Linked DNA regions of Homo sapiens: region 1 is linked to region 2. The links are chromatin loops, found by intact Hi-C in ENCODE. Cell type or tissue: B cell. All regions are shown on one strand.

Region 1 (8,000 bases), 190 kb after region 2:
AGATCATTGTGCCATTGCACTCTAGCCTGGCAACAGAGCAAGACTTCGTCTCAAAAAAAAAAAAAAAAAAAGAAGTAATACAGCGAGCTCCCCTGTACACTTAGCTCAGTGTCCCTAGTGGTTACATTTTGTAAAACTGTAGTATGATAGTACCATCAGGATATTGGCATTGACACACTCACTGATGTTGTTCCAATTTCCCCAGTTTTACTTGTATTCGTGTGTGTGTGTGTATGTATTAAGTTTTATACAATTGTATCACTTATGTAGTGTTACCTATCCACTATTACAGTCAAGGTACTAAACAGCTCCAACTGAATAATCTTTCTTAATGGGGGAGATAGAACTTTAAACCTTGAAGGACAAAAGAGAGAAATAGTATTTTAGGTCAGAGAAGAGCAAAAAGAAAATCAGAGGCAGGGATGAATGTTGGATATTGGGGAGAGGGTCTCGGCTCTATTAAAGGAAAGGATTGCTACATTATAGACATAGTCATTGGGTCAGTTAGGTAAGATGCATAACCCCATTATAAATGGCCTTGACCATCATGGACCATGCTACTTAGATATAAAAACAGTAGGCCGGACGCGGTGGCTCATGCCTGTAATACCAGCACTTTGGGAGGCTGAAGCGGGTGGATCATGAGGTCAGGACATCAAGACCATCCTCGCTAACACGGTGAAACCCCGTCTCTACTAAAAATACAAAAAATTAGCTGGGCGTGGTGGCATGCGCCTGTAGTCCCAGCTACTTGGGAAGCTGAGGCAGGAGAATCGCTTGAACCCAGGAGGTGTAGGTTACAATGAGCCGAGACCGTGCCACTGCACTCCAGCCTGAGCAACAAGAGCAAAACTCCGTCTCAAAAAAACTAAAAAACAAAAAGCAGTATACCACCTAACTCTTAGAAGGTGTTCAGATACTCATCCCTAATGGTACAAAGAGTCATCAATATTAAGGCAGTTGCTGTTCCTCCTGCATAGAGCACTCTTCTCCAGATACACTTAGTCCAGGTCCGTCTCACTATTCAGATCTCAGCTTAAAGGTCACCTCCAGGCTGGGCACGGTGGCTCACACCTGTAATCCCAACACTTTGGGACGTGGTGGTAGGGGACTGCTTGAGGCCAGAAGTTTGAGACCAGCCTAGGCAACAGAGCAAGACCCCATCTCTACAAAAAAATATAAAATTAGCCATGTGCAATGGCATGCACCTGTAGTCCTAGCTACTTGGGAGGTTCAGGTGGGAGGATTGCTTGAACCCAGGAGTTCAAGGCTGCAGTGAGCTATGATTGTACCACCACACTCCAGCCTGGGTGACAGAGCAAGACCCTGCCTCAAAACAAAAAAGTCACCTCCACAGGGAAGCCTTCCCTGATCACCTATCCTACCTATCCTAGAATGCTGCCTCTGCCTCAGTTCCCTGCTTTATTTCTTTCATAGAACTTATTATAATTTTTGTAAAAAATCATATGTATTTGTTTACTTGTTTATTATGTCTCTCCCCCCACTAGCACGGAGTTAGAGCTGAGGAGGAGCAGAACCCCTCACTCCCAAATGCCTAGAGGGATCTGGCAGGTAGCAAAGTGTGAATCTGGCTTGGTAAGGACTGTGTCTATGTGTCTAATAACTGTCTTTTGCTGATACGTGGGAAATATCGGCCCAGTGTTGACAAAAAGCATATTTTTTTTCAAAAGGCTGGAAATCCAGATTTTTTTTTTTTTTTTGAGACGGAGTCTTGCTCTGTCGCCCAGGATAGAGTGCAGTGGAGCGATCTTGGCTCACTGTAACCTCCGCCTCCCAGGTTCAAGTGATTCTCCTGCCTCAGCCTCCTGAGTAGCTGGGATTACAGGTGCCCGCCACTGCGCCCGGCTGATTTTTGTATTTTTAGTAGAGACGGGATTTCACCATCTTGGCCAGGCTGGTCTCAAACTCCTGAGCTCGTTTTCCACCTGCCTCGGCCTCCCAAAGTGTTGGGATTACAGGCATGAGCCACCGCACCCGGCCAGAAATCCAGATTTTTATAAGCAATCTCCTAAAATTTAATGTTATCAACTAATTTTAAAAATTACAACAAAACAGTTACCCTGGCAGAATTGAGTCCACAAGCCATGAGCTTGCCCTGTGAGTATTCAGTGTTGCAGGTGCCAATAGTCTTTCAGTCCACATCCTTCCTCACAGAGAAGGAAGGGACTCTGGAGGCCACACAGCTGGTTCTAGAAGCAACAGGTCAAGAAGCCTGCTGACAAAGCCAGAACAATCTTGTTGCAGGTCGGATTTAAGCATTTATTTCTCTACCAGTCAAAGTCTTCTAGCAGCCAACTTGCCACACCAAGGAATATCAGGTCTGTGAATTTTGTTTTGTATTCACTCAGGGAAATCTTTACTACAAAGACAGGAAGTGGAAAGCCAGAACATGTGGTTTTAATGGTTTGCTGTTGTTTTACTTTTGTTTTTTAGACTGGATACTTTTTTCTTTCTTTCTCTGGTCTCTTCCTTTCCCCTGACCTATCCCTGCAGATCAACTCCTTTGCTGCAAGGATATGCTTTCAGCTAAGAGTCAGCTTGAAATAAGTTTGCTAAACTCATTCATTTTAGGTGTTAATAGCAGCAAGGTAGCCCAGGTATCTAAGATCCAAAAATGATACCCTGCAGTCATGTGTTACCTCCTCTGGGGGACATTTGCAATTGACTATTCTTTTTACTTTCTTCTTCTTCTTCTTCTTTTTAAAAAGTTCCCAAGAGCTGTAAATGCAGTTTACTATTCTTTAACTCTAAAGTCAACTTTCTGTGTCTGGAAGTGCAGGCCCCTCAACAACAGATGACGCAGAGAGATCCTTCAGGTGTCCCGGGGAGTGAGGGAGGGACCATCCCTGAGGTTATTAAAAGTGTCTGAATATGGAGAGAAAGGAAACAATTGGTGAATCCGGGAAAAGGGCAGATGGGAGTTCCTTGGACCCTTTTGGAAACTTTTCTAAGCTGGAAATCATAGAAAGAAGGGGAGGGGAGGGGCAGGGAGAGAAACGGGGAGGAGGAGGAAGTTACTTAAAAAAGTGAAGGAGGCTTGGAGGAAGCTAGGGGAAGGTAGCTGAAGGAGTGAGAGTGGGGAGGCCGGGAGAGGGAGGGAGGTGAGCGGAGGCCCGGGGCCAGCGCGGTGGCTACTGTGCGACGCTCTGTGGCTGCAGTGCTGTCTGTCCATCGGTCCGTGGGGCGCCAAGCGGCCAGGAATGCAGGATGTCCGTGGGATAGGGGTGAACACCTGGCAGGCCCCCTGGCTGACAACGCCCTCATCGGGTTGGGGGCGGGACGGGGGACGGCCACCTCCTCGTCTCCGAACCTGAAGTTCAGGTTCCGCGAACAGAAACGCTTCTCCCAGGTGAGCTGGGAGCCAGGTGAGCGAGGCATTTGAGGTCAGTCCTCAGTTCATCTGGGCCCGGACACATGAAGTGCAGGCCTTGACATACCGAGGTTTTCCAGTTTAAGAACACACTTTTTTTTTTTTTTTAAGACGGCGTTTCGCTCTTGTTGCCCAGGCTGGAGTACCGTGGCGATCTCGGCTCACCTCAACCTCTGCCTCCCGGGTTCAAGCGATTCTCCTGCCTCAGCCTCCCAAGCAGCTGGGATTACAGGCACGCACCACCACACCTGGCTTTTTTGTATTTTTAGTAGAGACAGGGTTTCTCCATGTTGGTCAGGTTGGTCTCGAACTCCCGACCTCAGGTGATCCGCCCGCCTCGGCCTCCCAAAGTGTTGGGATTACAGGCATGAGCCACCACGCCCTGCCAAGAACACACTTTTTCCTATAGAAATCGCAGGGAGTAAGATAGCCGGGCGAGGTGGGGGGTACGGGTGGAGAACAAACCTGTGGGAGAATGGAGATGAGAGCAATTCGTGAATGCAGCCTGGGGACCGGTTCCCATGAGAGAAGCTCCAAACCTCAGTGGGAAACCTAAAGCTCTCAAACTGTCTTCATGTACTTTATTATCATTTTTTTAAGGTGTTGGGGGTAGGGGATGGCGATTTAAGAGGAGGGCAGGGGCCAAGATCCCTTGTTTTTCTTCCTCTTTTCTCCAAGCAATTAACAGATGGAAAGGTCTCAACCAATGAACAGATAGAAAGCAGCAGCAGGCCTTGCTCCTAGGTAGAAAATGGGGTGGGGAAGAATCAGCCTAAGGCTCCCCTCCACCTCCACCTCTCCTGGTGGGGTCCAGTGAGAGCAGTCTAGCACTGCTTGGAGGGACTTTAAGTGGCTTTATGAAAAGGCCTGCCATCTAAGATGGTAACTTGAGTTAATAACTAAGGAGGAAGCAAAGGAATTCATGTAGCACAGAGTTGTGAGCCCGATGAAGAGGCGGTATTGCTAAAGTCGGATCATGATGTCTTACATCAAAAGAAATCATAAGGCAAAGAAAGGAGAACAGAAACTCTCATTTCCTCTTGATCACTGTCGGTTGGCTAAGTTGTCATTTTCAAGTGGAAGATGCCAAAAAGTCCAGTAATAGAGTAATTTTTCAGACAGGTAGACAGGAAGCATACTATTACAATGAGACTACAGTAAGTCTCAAGGTGGTGGCAGTGACTCCCACCTAGATAGAATTTTAGGAAATATGTTTAATTACTACATGAAAAGATTCATGGAAATCATTAAAGTCCTAAGTGCCAGAATATGCAGTCCTGCCCACGTCAAGAATTTGCCAGCAATAACAAGCACAGACTTTCCAGTCACAAACAGCTACCTAGAAAGAAATGACAAAGTACTGATTCTTTTTCCAAGCTGCTGATCCGATAACGAACATGAGATTTAGTATCTATAATGGCTGTCTCACTTCATCTCCTGTGCCTGTCATAATTCCTAGCACATTAAAGGGGCTCAATAAATATTTGTGGAATGCGTTGCTGAGTTCATAATATTTACCACGTTGTATTTATTTTACTACCTTAGAAACAATCTCTAAGACGACAAGTTATAGCCATCTTAGCAGAGATCCTGTGAGATCTGGTCTTTTGAATTAATTTTAAGATGTTACAGCAACTAAAGGCCTTAGTTAGGATTAGGTGAGTCCAACATGCTTGTTTTATAAGGAGAACACTTGGGACAGAGAAAGGGAGGGTAACTTTCCTAAGGTCACACACCCTTTGGAGCTAGAATATGCATGCATCTTCTGACTCCTAGCCCCACCTAGGATGGACACCAGCTCTTAGAGAAAGAGCAGCTCAAAAAACACATCATGATATTATGGAAGTAGATTTTCATTAAGTAAGAAACAGCAGGAAAGCACTGCAGTATGAAAGAGAAAGCACTGCAGTGGTGTGTCAAGAATGCTTTGCAGTCTCAGTTCCTCCATTAGGCAGCTGATTAGACATTCCAAGTGACTTGGCAATGTGAGAGCGCTGAGATCTAGAAATATCCAATGCTAATGTTAAAGTCTATTCTTCCATGTGGTTTTTCTTTCTGAAAACTTTAAGGAATAATTGATTTTTTTTTCACTCCTGTCAAGCAGGTCCTTCCTCATAATAGATTGAAATATAGAGTGAATTTTTTAACTAAAAGGCAGAAACCCGAGATTGAAAAAGGTCTTGGCTTTTTGTCTTAAAACAAAACAAAAACAAAACAAAAAACTAACCATCTTCATGTGCCTGCTTGTGGGGGACGTTAGATGATCAGGGCAAGTAAAACTGGTGAAGCAGTTTGGTTTGTCAGGGCACTCTTTGAATTTAGTGTGTGGGAGGGACTTCCTGTAGAATTTTGCCAATTTTTTTTTTTTTAATTTTTATTTTTGAGACGGAGTCTCACTCTGTTGCCCAGGCTGGAGTGCAATGATGCAATCTTGGCTCACTGCAACCTCTGCCTCCCGGGTTCAAGGGATTCTCCTGCCTCAGCCCTCCCTAGTAGCTGGGATTATGGGCATGCACCGCCACGTCCGGCTAATTTTTTTTTTATTTTTATTTTTGTATTTTTAGTAGAGACAGGGTTTCTTCATGTTGGTCAGGCTAGTCTCCAACTTCTGACCTCAGGTGATGCGCCCGCCTCGGCCTCCCAAAGTGCTGGGATTACAGGCATGAGCCACTGTGCCCGGCCCTTATTTTGGTTTTTCAGGGCACTCCTTGATTTTAGTGTGTGGGAGAGACTTCTGTAGAATTTTGCCAATGTGTTTGCTTGGTGAAGAGAGTCAGAATAAGGGAGGAGACCACCCCTCATATTGTCTTATGCCCAATTTCTGCCTCCAACAAAAGAAGAAGTAAAAACTAAAAGGCAGAAATGAAATCCACAGGCAGACAGCCCGGCGCCGCGTCCTGGGCCTGGTAGTTAAAGATCAACCCCTGACCTAACTGGTTATGTTATCTATAGATTCCAGACATTGTATGGAAGAGCATTGTAAAAATCCCTGTCCTGTTCTGTCTCGTTCTGATTACTGGTGCATGCAGCCCCCAGTCACATACCCGCTGCTTGCTCAATCCATCAGAACCCTCTCATGTGGACCCCTTTAGAGTTGTGAGCCCTTAAAAGGGACAGGAATTGCTCACTTGGGGAGCTTGGCTCTTGAGACAGGAGTCTTGCCAATGCTCCCAGCCGAATAAATTCCTTCCTTCTTTAATTCCGTGTCTGAGGAGCTCTGTCTGTGGCTCGTCCTGCTACAAGAAGGCCAGGAAAAATGAAAAGTCCTTTAGAAGGAAGGGGTCATTAAGGAGAGGAAGTCTGTGTGAGGAAAAGAATGATATCCACACTAAGAATGAGTCTTATTTTCTCTGAGCTGTTTTACTTTGGCTCTTGTATTGCTGACTGATTCTGTAAGAACATGGAGGGAAGATACTGATGTGTGGTTACACAGATATAATTTCATTCATACCTGCATTCACTTCATAATGGAAGGCCTGATATTCATCAACTAACTCAACCCTGAGCTTCCACGGTTACCTGGGGGAAAATTTCATTGACTTTTATTAGGAAAGTCACACACACTCACACATCACTGTACCCAACTCAACTCAAAGGCCTCCACCACCCTCAAAGCATGCTTTCAGCATCAAGCTCAGGGGGGACTGCAACATCTTGCACAAGCTGTCCTGCAAAGGAGAGCCATTGCTGCTGTGCTTGTGGCTGAGAGTGAAGAGGCTGAGCAGGTGGCTTCCCTGGCCCAGACCATGCAGGTCAAACTGAATCAATATTGGAGAACCAAAGCAGGTCATCTGTTCTCTGTTCATAGAGCCAGATGCTTGATCTCTTAGAGCCCACAGGACCAGAGCTCTCTCCACATTGTCCCATCTTCAGCAGGACCTCTGAGTGGGCAGACATCCCCGACAGTTGGAGGCAAACCTTCCTGATGTCTAAGGAGACATTTTACTTTATCTTTGAAAAGCTGGCCACACATCTTCAAAGGAAAACCATCCACATAAAATTGCCTCTGTCTGTGTCTCAGAAAGTAGCTACTGGGTTGCATTGCTGGCCTCCCTGGTGCCTCTGTGTCTTGCTGCTAAGTTCCTTGGGGTAGACAGATCTATTGCTGAGCATGCCTTCTATGAGGTTGTGGATGCCATCTGTGCTATCGCCTGGAAAACCAGCCTGACTTTGAGGAGGTGCTGAAAGATAGCACAGATAGAGAAGTTCTGGACCAAAGATGGCTTCCTAATGTGTGCTGGGGCTTCTGGAGGTACACATATCGAACTGTCCTGCCCCAAAGGGCAGGAAAGTAACTATTGGAACTGGCATCAATACTTTTTCTGTTAGAAGAAATTTAAAAATTTAATAAAGGAAATGGATAGATAACAAAGTGAACAAAAGGAAAATAAATGTAGGATTTTAATTAAAAGATCCTTAAATGAATTGTGTTTCTTTTTTTTTTTTTTAAGACAAGGTCTTTGTCTGTTGCCCAGGCTAGAGTGCAGTGGTGCGATCATAGCTCACTGTAAACTTGAATTCCTGGGCTCAAGTGATTCTCCTGCCTCAGCCTCCCAAGTAGCTGTAGCTGGGATCACAGGCATGTGCCACTACCCATGGCTAATTAAAT
Region 2 (8,000 bases):
AGGCCTCCAAGTCCTTTTGGTGCCTTGTGAGGACTTTTAGAAGGGGCGTTCAGCTTTAAAAAGCCGGTCCTAATTACGGCCGGACGCAGTAGCTTACGCCTGTTATCCCAGCACTTTGGGAGGTCGAGGTGGGCAGATCACCTGAGGTTAGGAGTTCAAGACCAGCCTGGCCAACATGGTGAAACCCCATCTCTACTAAAAATACAAAAAATTAGGTGTAGTGGCAGGCACCTGTAATCCCAGCTACTCGGGAGGCTGAGGCAGGAGAATCGCTTGAACCTAGAAGGCGGAGGTTGCAGTGAGCGGAGATTGTACCATGGCACTCCAGCCTGGACAACAAGAGCGAAATTCTGTCTAAAAAAACAAAAGTCCCAATTAAGAACCTCCGAACTCTGTTTTGAGGCAAAGGGGAGTAGTTCTTGGTAGGTGCAGGAATAGTAGTGTCATTTGGAATACTGGTCATCTTTCTGACATCACAGTAGAAACCAAACCTTGGATTTAGATTCAAAAGGGGGGAAATGGGTCTTTTCATCAAGGCAACTCCCCTTCTCCAAGTCACTTACATCATAGATAAATTTTAGCTTCCCAGTAACTGAGGGATTTGTTTCCTAACGCCATTGGAGGCCTTCATCCCTCTCTACGATAAGGTTGCAGAAATGGGAAGAGCTACCCGTGGTTGCTTTTGATTACCCTTAGGAAGTGAGACAGTGTTTTTGAAAATATGTATTTCCCCCATTTCTCCCTCTCCTTCCCTGACACTTCTCTGGGCTGCACAGCAGAAACGTTGGTAAAAGGGCAGTTTGGTTTCAACACAGCAGACCTGATATGGGATCCCTTAGCCACTTTAGTCAAACAGCCCTGACAGAGTCTATAATTGAGTTCAGGCCCCCCACCTTGCCTAATAACTGCAAATCGCATGTTCAGCCAGCAGCCTCCTAAGCCCACCTTCCTCCCCCATTAGAGAACACCCATCCTAGGTGCTCTCCAGGCTGTGTCATTGGCAGGGCTTCACATGCAGGAGGCCTCTCTCAGGTGAGTCCAGGTTAAACTGTTGAGTTGTGGCTTCAACAGATATGTATGGCATGCTGGGATGTGCCAGGTGCCTGCGTTGTGCCAGTTGCTGGAGAGGTAGTGTGAGCAGAGCAGCTGAAATCTTGCCATCAAGCAACCCTCATTCTCATGCCTGTAGGTTTCCATTGCTCTGTCCCAGGACACTTGCGTGCCAGAGACGCCACAACTTCATGTCCCTGTCTCTTGCAAGCTCCCCGTGCTGCCAGTACTTCATGCCTTGGATGTGGTCCCACCAGCCCAGTGGCCGGGGTCAGCTTAGGCTCTGCTTCCCAGTGGACGGGTGTGCTAAGGGTTTATTTTATGTAAAAAAAAAAAAAAAAACAAAAAAAAACCCTGAGACCATGAGTGGGGCTGGCATCTTGCCAGCCTGGGCTTCAGGGATGTTTGGGGGGGGTGGTTAGAGGGTAGTTGTAGGGTACTTTGTCACCCCCCTCCCCCTGCCACCCTCCCTGGCACGTTTATTTCACAGCAGAGCCAAGTCTGTGGCAGGTTGACACAGACTGTGTTGCCAGAGCTGAAATAATTCCACTTCATCCTATGAGCGTGTTGGGCTAGCTTGTTCTAATTTTGGCCACTTTGGCTGTTTTCTTCAGTTTTATGCATTCTCTCCTGCCCCAAAGTGCCAAGCCATTTGTGAAGGCTCTGCCAGACACCTCCAAGCTTGAGAGCTCAGCACCATGCACCAAGAGCAGGAGAAAAGACGTAAACCTACCCCAGCAACTGTGGCCTCTCGACAGCCCTGGCTAACTAACTTACATTTGTGGGGAAGCCAACAGACACAGCAGGAGGAGAGGGAGGTGGCGCTGGTGGACCAAGGATCTGTGCTACCCGCTCCCCTCCTTGGAGGTGCAGTGATGATGGGAGTTATTTTTACCATCCGGGCGCTGATAGCTGCACTATTAATAAATTGCATGTGTTCCTTTTGAAGGTAGGGGATGGTTCTGGGTGAGAGGGGAGCAGGCTGAGCCGGCGGGGGATCTGCTGTCCTCCCTTTTGAGTCAGTTCTAATCCCATGTGTGTCTGGGCCACCAGACCGAAATGGTTGCTGAGAAACTTGTCTGTTCATGTCCCAAGGCATAACTTCCCAACATTTAAGAAACCCCAATAGACACCTCTGCCCTGGCCACGTTCACAGATCCTTCTCTTGACCGGAAACCCTGGGACCCTAAGAACCCCTGAAGCTTGGGGTGGGTGTGTGCTTCTGGGGTCTCTTTTGGGACCTCCTTTGTCAGTACCCCTTCTTTTTTCTAAGCAGCTAATAAGAGGTTGGGTGAAAGAGTGCATCTCCTCCCAGGATTCCACAACAAAATTCTTATCTTCCATGGATGCTTTAATTGGAAGTGGGTTGCCGACCCCCTTGTGCCTAGAAAAGGCCTTCGCTTGGGTTTCCTTTGTATGCTTCAGCCTTCCTAGTTGGTTTTTCTAGGCCTGGTGTGAGAGGTAGGGAAGTCTGCACATAACTAATTCTTTTGCTTAAGGGCCTATGGCACAAGTGCACAAACTTCAATTCTTGATGTTCTAAGCTCTCTCCTCTAACAGAGGGAGTGCTGAAAGCTTTTGAGTCAAGACAATGGAGTGCTCTTCCTCCCTCACTCTGCCTTCCGAGCTTATGGTTCCTTTTCTCAGGAGAGGATTTTCAGGATTATTGGAGGATTAGGTCATTGTCAGATGACTGGAAAACCTAAATAGGATCTCTCTCCAGCTCAAGGTTGTCCCAGTGAGGAAGACTTTACCAACTTCTCACTCTACCCCACTACTCACATGAGTGTTAGCTCCACCTTGCAAAGGCTGAAGACCAGTTCTCCCCAGTGAAAGCTGCCTCATTCTTTTATGGAGTTCCCTGGAGTGGCAGAGCTATAAAGACGAGCATTGGGATTTGCAGTCTCCATGTAGCCTTTCGTGCTTGGCAACCCCTGTAGACTTTTTGTCCCAAGCAGATTGCGTGCGTGCGCCTGTGTGTGAGAATAAGTGCCTTACTTTGCTGTGTGGTTTTCAACTTGTACTCCGTGGCCAGCCCCCAGTTGCCAGGGCTCGACGGCAGCCAAGGACACCATACCTCAGTATAGTTATATATAAAAGGGACACGGATTGTGACAGTTTCACCCCATTTGTTTCTAACCCCGCTGCCCAGGATTAGGGTCTGTGGTGTGTTCTGTTTTGTTTTTGGTTTCTCCCTTGTGTCAGTTCTCTTCTGGCCCAGCTGGGTGGCTGTGGAAGTCTGTGAGGTGGCCCAACCACAAGCATACCTATTAAGAGAAGCCCAGAGCTTCCAGCCCCCACTTCGAAAACTCTCCTCTGGCCCCACATAGCAAACTCCTTCTCCGTTATTTTCCCCACCCCCAGATTTTTTTTAAAAGGCCCACTTGCCGTAACCTCTTTTGGTCTATTTTGCTTCCCATTCAGCCCAAAGTTTATATGATAAAGGTGTTTACTTTTACTTCCCAGTCTCCAAGTGCTAACACATAAACACATACATGTCTGACTGTTGCAGAACTGTTCGAGCTCCTAATTCAGTGTTACCTTGTTTTAGTCGCAGCAACCCTCTCCCCTACCCCTTGCCCGCCCACGTTTTTCTCACTCTTCCGGGTTGTGCAATAACTCTCCCAGCCAGTGGTCCTTTCCACAGCCTTTCTGTCCCTTAAAACACCTGCAACTGGGGGAGAAATGGGACCCATGGGAGGGGGAGTCGTCATCCCTTACACAAGAAATAGCCACTTTCCTTTTGTTGTCATTCTTGTGATCCTGGGTGGGTTTCTGTGGCACTCTTTTAGAACATGTAGCATCATCTTAGAGGTCTATTTTTAAAAAATGTGTTGAAGAGGAAAAAACCATTCTCACGATGGGGCTTAAGTCATTGTCCAGGAATAAGATTGGCGTGGTGCCCATGACATCACCGTCACTCTGCCTAAAAGCACTCTAGAGCTACTTGTTCACGTGGAGAGGAAGGATATTTTGCGAAGCAACAGCCGCAGGTGGAGAGCCCTGTTCACCTGATAGGGTCTAGCTGTGACAGTAAATATAATACCGCTGTTTCCTTGGGTACAGATTTGAGTGTTCATGTGATGAGACTGTAAACCTCATTTTTCGGTTCCTCTGTTTAAAAAAACATCTGAAGGATGAACTAAGGCTGCTGGTGCCCTGAGCAACTGATAATGCAAATGTGGACAAAGTGTCTGTTTTCTACTCTAGCCTGTTCATATGGACCAAATTTCAACAAGGAACTCAAGGAAAATTTGTACCTGCCGTATTTATGCTTTCATGTAAAAAAGGGTTGGGGGGAGGGGTGTCTTTTTGCTTTTGGTGAACTTTTTTTCAAAATCATTTTTCCACTGTTTCTGTCTGGTTTTAAAACAAATTACAGTTTTGTATGGATTTTTTAAATGTACATTTTGGAACAAATGATCAAATATTTTCTGAAATAACAATAAAAGGCAGAAAATTATCAGAATTGTCTCATAATTATTTCCTTGACGTGCTTTTATACAGTGATGCTTTTAACGTGGATGTTTACGTTTGCTTAAAGGAGTTTGCAATGAATTTTAGCCCTCATGTCTATTATTTTTCACTATATTAGTCATTTCTTATATATTTTGACCCGTATTTGTCCATTGTGATATGAATTAGGGAATTAAGGATGGAGAGTCAGTTATGTCAAGTGCTGGATAGCAATAAGCATCATTTTTATTTGACTCTTTAATAGTAAAGTGGAAAAGAGGTTTTCTTAACATGGGGTTTGTGGGTAGGAAGCTCCAGAAACAAGCACATCATCCTTGATGCCTACTATACTATGATGTTATTTAGCTTGGAGGAAATGGGGTTTCGTTTGTGTAAAGGCCAACAAATATGTTGGTGCTGACTAGAAGACATCCAAGTATTAGTAATAGTGGGGATTGCTGGTGTCACTTACATGGCTGCTGTTGGCTGTAGCTGCTTGCTGTGTTTACCAGAACCATCTTTCTTTGGAAAAAGATCTCAAAAGATGAGTGCAGTTACAGGTGGCAGTTAGTCAAGGACACCCATGGGGTGTGAGAAAGAGGAAATGTTTGCTTGAGGTGAAGGTGAGTGGTTCTGATGCATGGCAAGCTTCATTGTAGAGTTGGGTCCTGCTCTGCCATGAGAAGCTAGGTGAACTCAAGCAGTTAACCCTTCCGAGTCTTTTTGTGCATCTGTGTCAAAAGGGTTTCATGTTTTGTGGGGAGTCATGGTGAGAGATTTAGAGATACTGAATGCTAAGTTCATGGTACATATAAAGCACTCATATTGGCTTTTTAAAATGAACTTATGTGCCAGCAGGATACTCAGGAGTCACTTAACCAAGTGGATTCTCTGGACAACATTTAGAGACGTCTTCTCTACCTATGTGTCCCAAATACCCTCAAAGCCTATAGATATGGATTTGATACACCTTAATTGGATGGTATTTTCAAGGCCCCCTGATGGTGCAGACAAGGTACAGGCCCAGGTTTCTGAGTAGTGGCTAACTCACAGCCCATCTTTACCCGCAAGGCAGATTTTTATTAGTCCCAAAGCCGTAAGCACTATAAGCAGTCTTAGTCAAATGCTTCAGTTAGACCTGATAGCTTCAGCTACCAGTGCTAATCTTAATAATTCTCATTCTCTCTTTGTGTGTGTGTGTGTGTGGGTGTGTGTGTGTATTAGAATCTTTCAACTCCCTGGTGGCCAGTTTGAAGTGATGATCATTTCTGCTTCCTACAATATTGCTTGCTACAGGGTAATGCTCAGCTCCCTTCCACCACCTGAACCTGACACTCCAGATGCATGCCAGCTATGACTGTAGCATAAGGTAATTAGTGACATCTAATGGCTGCACTGCCATTCAGGATTTTAGTAGAAAAAGTGATTTGCTCTGACGTTTGTGGCTCCTATACTTGCTGCTTTGTATAAACAGGTGAGCAGCGAGTGTTTGGACACCACAGAAATGGCCTGCTGGCTTTGGTCTTTCATGAAATCTCTTTTATACCTTGTGTTGGTGCTGTCAGATCTCAGCTTCTCAGTCTTAAGTAAACTTAAAAGGAGATGCAAGGCAAGAAGTGGACAGCAAACTTAAGGAGTGTATGTGGACAGTGCCAACTTTATTGAAGACAGTTCCCTCTGAGACTACAGGCCTAGCTACTCAGAAGGCTGAGGCAGGAGGATTGCATGAGCCCAGGAGTTTGAGGCTGCAGTGAGCTATGGTCACACCACCGCATTCCAGTCTGGCAACAGAGTAAGACCCTGTCTCTAAAAAACAAACACAAAAACAAAACAAAACAGCCAAAAGCAGGCTAGAGGATGCTAAATGAGACTTTCCTAAATCTCCATTTTGGCTGAGACCCAAAGCTGAGGACAAAAATTGGCAAATATATCCATATGTTGCAGATTTGCTGCCGATCCATGAATGATTTGTTAAGGAGTAGCCCAAAGCTCCTCTACCACAGGAGGCAAGAGTGATGGAGAAAATATCAGAAAGTGCAAGCTTCTTGAAAGGGGCTGGAGTGCCTTGGGTCTGCAAGCTAAGTGAGGGTATACTTTAAAAGACTCAGGGTTTGACATGTGTCTGTCCCCTGGAGTTTGGAGAGCATAAGATTTGGGGTACCTGGTTCTCCCCTGAAACAGTCTAAAGGAAAGGGATTGAGCTGCCTAATTACACAGCCAAGAGAGCCATCTGGGTGAGAACATGGCGAGAGTGCACACCCTGGAAGGTGTGTCAGCCTGAAAGGGCCTCCTGGGAAGATCAGAAGGAGCCTTGGAGACCATACCATTAGAGCCGGGGTGATCAGGTACAGACTGGGTCCCGTCCATCTGAGAGTGGTGCACTGGGCAGTTTCCGGTTGGAAAGAGTTCTAAGAACTCACCAAAACGGGGCTCTGAGCAAAGGACATGGAATCAACCTAGGTGCCAATCAATGGTGGATTAGATTTTTTAAATGAAGTATATCTACACCATGGAATACTACGCAGCCATAAAAAATGAAATCATGTATTCTGCAGCAACATGGATGCAGCTGGAGGCCATTATCCTAAAGTGAATTGATGCAGGAATAGGAAACCAAATATTGCATGTTCTTACTTCTAAGTGGGAGCTAAACATTGAATACACATAGACATAATGATGGGAACAATAGACACTGGGGACTACCAGAGTGGGAAGGGAAGGAGGGGGTATGTGTGGAAAAACTACTTACTGGGCACTATGCTCACTACCTGGGTGCAATATACTCATGTAACAAACCTGCACATGTACCCCCTGAATCCAAAAAGAGAGAAAAGGTGCTCTGGGAGAAAGAGTCAGCCTTTCGGCACATGTCACTCAGACCTGGCCCCACATTACGACATTACTAGCCACAGAAATAAGACTTTGCCCTTTTTCTCTGGTTTCTACCCGCTTAACCTTTCCCAGAGCCTACATGGGCTAGAAACAGCAGCATGGCTGAATAGGAACAAAGGGAGCAGAAGACAGAAAGAAGGGAGTAAGAAGAAACCACTATCATCACCCCAGTATACACACACTCTTTACCACAGGCTTCTAAGCCTGGGGGAAGGACTGAGCTGGGCCAAGTAGGATAGAGCTTGGTAATTTTTAAGCTGAAAAAACTTCTAAAATACAGATAGTCCCCAACTTTCAATGGTCCAACTTATTTGCCTACTTTACAATGGGCTTATCAGGGTTATTAAATGTGTTTTCAACTTGTGATATTTTTTACTTACGTGAGTTTATTGAGACATAGCCCCATAAGTAGAGGAGCATCTGTACTTGAAAGAGATACTGTTTTAAATAGTTATGAGCGACTGAGGGTAAAACAAAACAAAACATGGGTTATTCCCAAGATAATAACCTGGAACAGAAAAGGAATCAACATAATACATTCACAGCCCTTTCAATAAGCTGGTTACAAGTGGCTGAGCTCGTTAGGGAAGGAAACACCAAGG

The links. Peaks named below come from ENCODE experiments on the same cell type or tissue, not always from the same donor. Only the 100,000 strongest peaks of a DNase experiment are listed, where the experiment ranks them.
Region 1: a loop joins it to region 2, with 10 times the contacts of the local background. A loop is called at or near these places in 1 of 110 quality-filtered maps.

The regions. Positions count from the first base shown.
Region 1 is chr6:52,302,485-52,310,484 of GRCh38, reverse strand. It overlaps LOC124901329 (a long non-coding RNA gene), which reads left to right and starts at 2,155. Exons shown (of 2, transcript XR_007059609.1): 1 at 2,155-2,339. RefSeq lists silencers at 123-192, 6,000-6,294 and an enhancer at 4,275-4,344. In B cell, a CTCF peak has its summit at 112; DNase peaks (open chromatin) are centred at 2,414, 3,204, 4,374, 5,314 and 1 weaker place; H3K4me3 peaks cover 2,909 bases; H3K27ac peaks cover 6,400 bases.
Region 2 is chr6:52,493,921-52,501,920 of GRCh38, reverse strand. EFHC1 (EF-hand domain containing 1) reads right to left here. Exons shown (of 11, transcript NM_018100.4): 11 at 4,723-8,000. TRAM2 (translocation associated membrane protein 2) reads left to right here. Exons shown (of 11, transcript NM_012288.4): 11 at 1-4,513. Among named protein-coding and RNA genes, the nearest start is that of EFHC1, 78 kb to the right of the region's middle. RefSeq lists an enhancer at 2,773-2,822 and a silencer at 3,906-4,107. In B cell, no CTCF peak of the experiment used is centred here; DNase peaks (open chromatin) are centred at 3,240, 4,040 and 5,050; H3K4me3 peaks cover 1,008 bases; H3K27ac peaks cover 5,123 bases.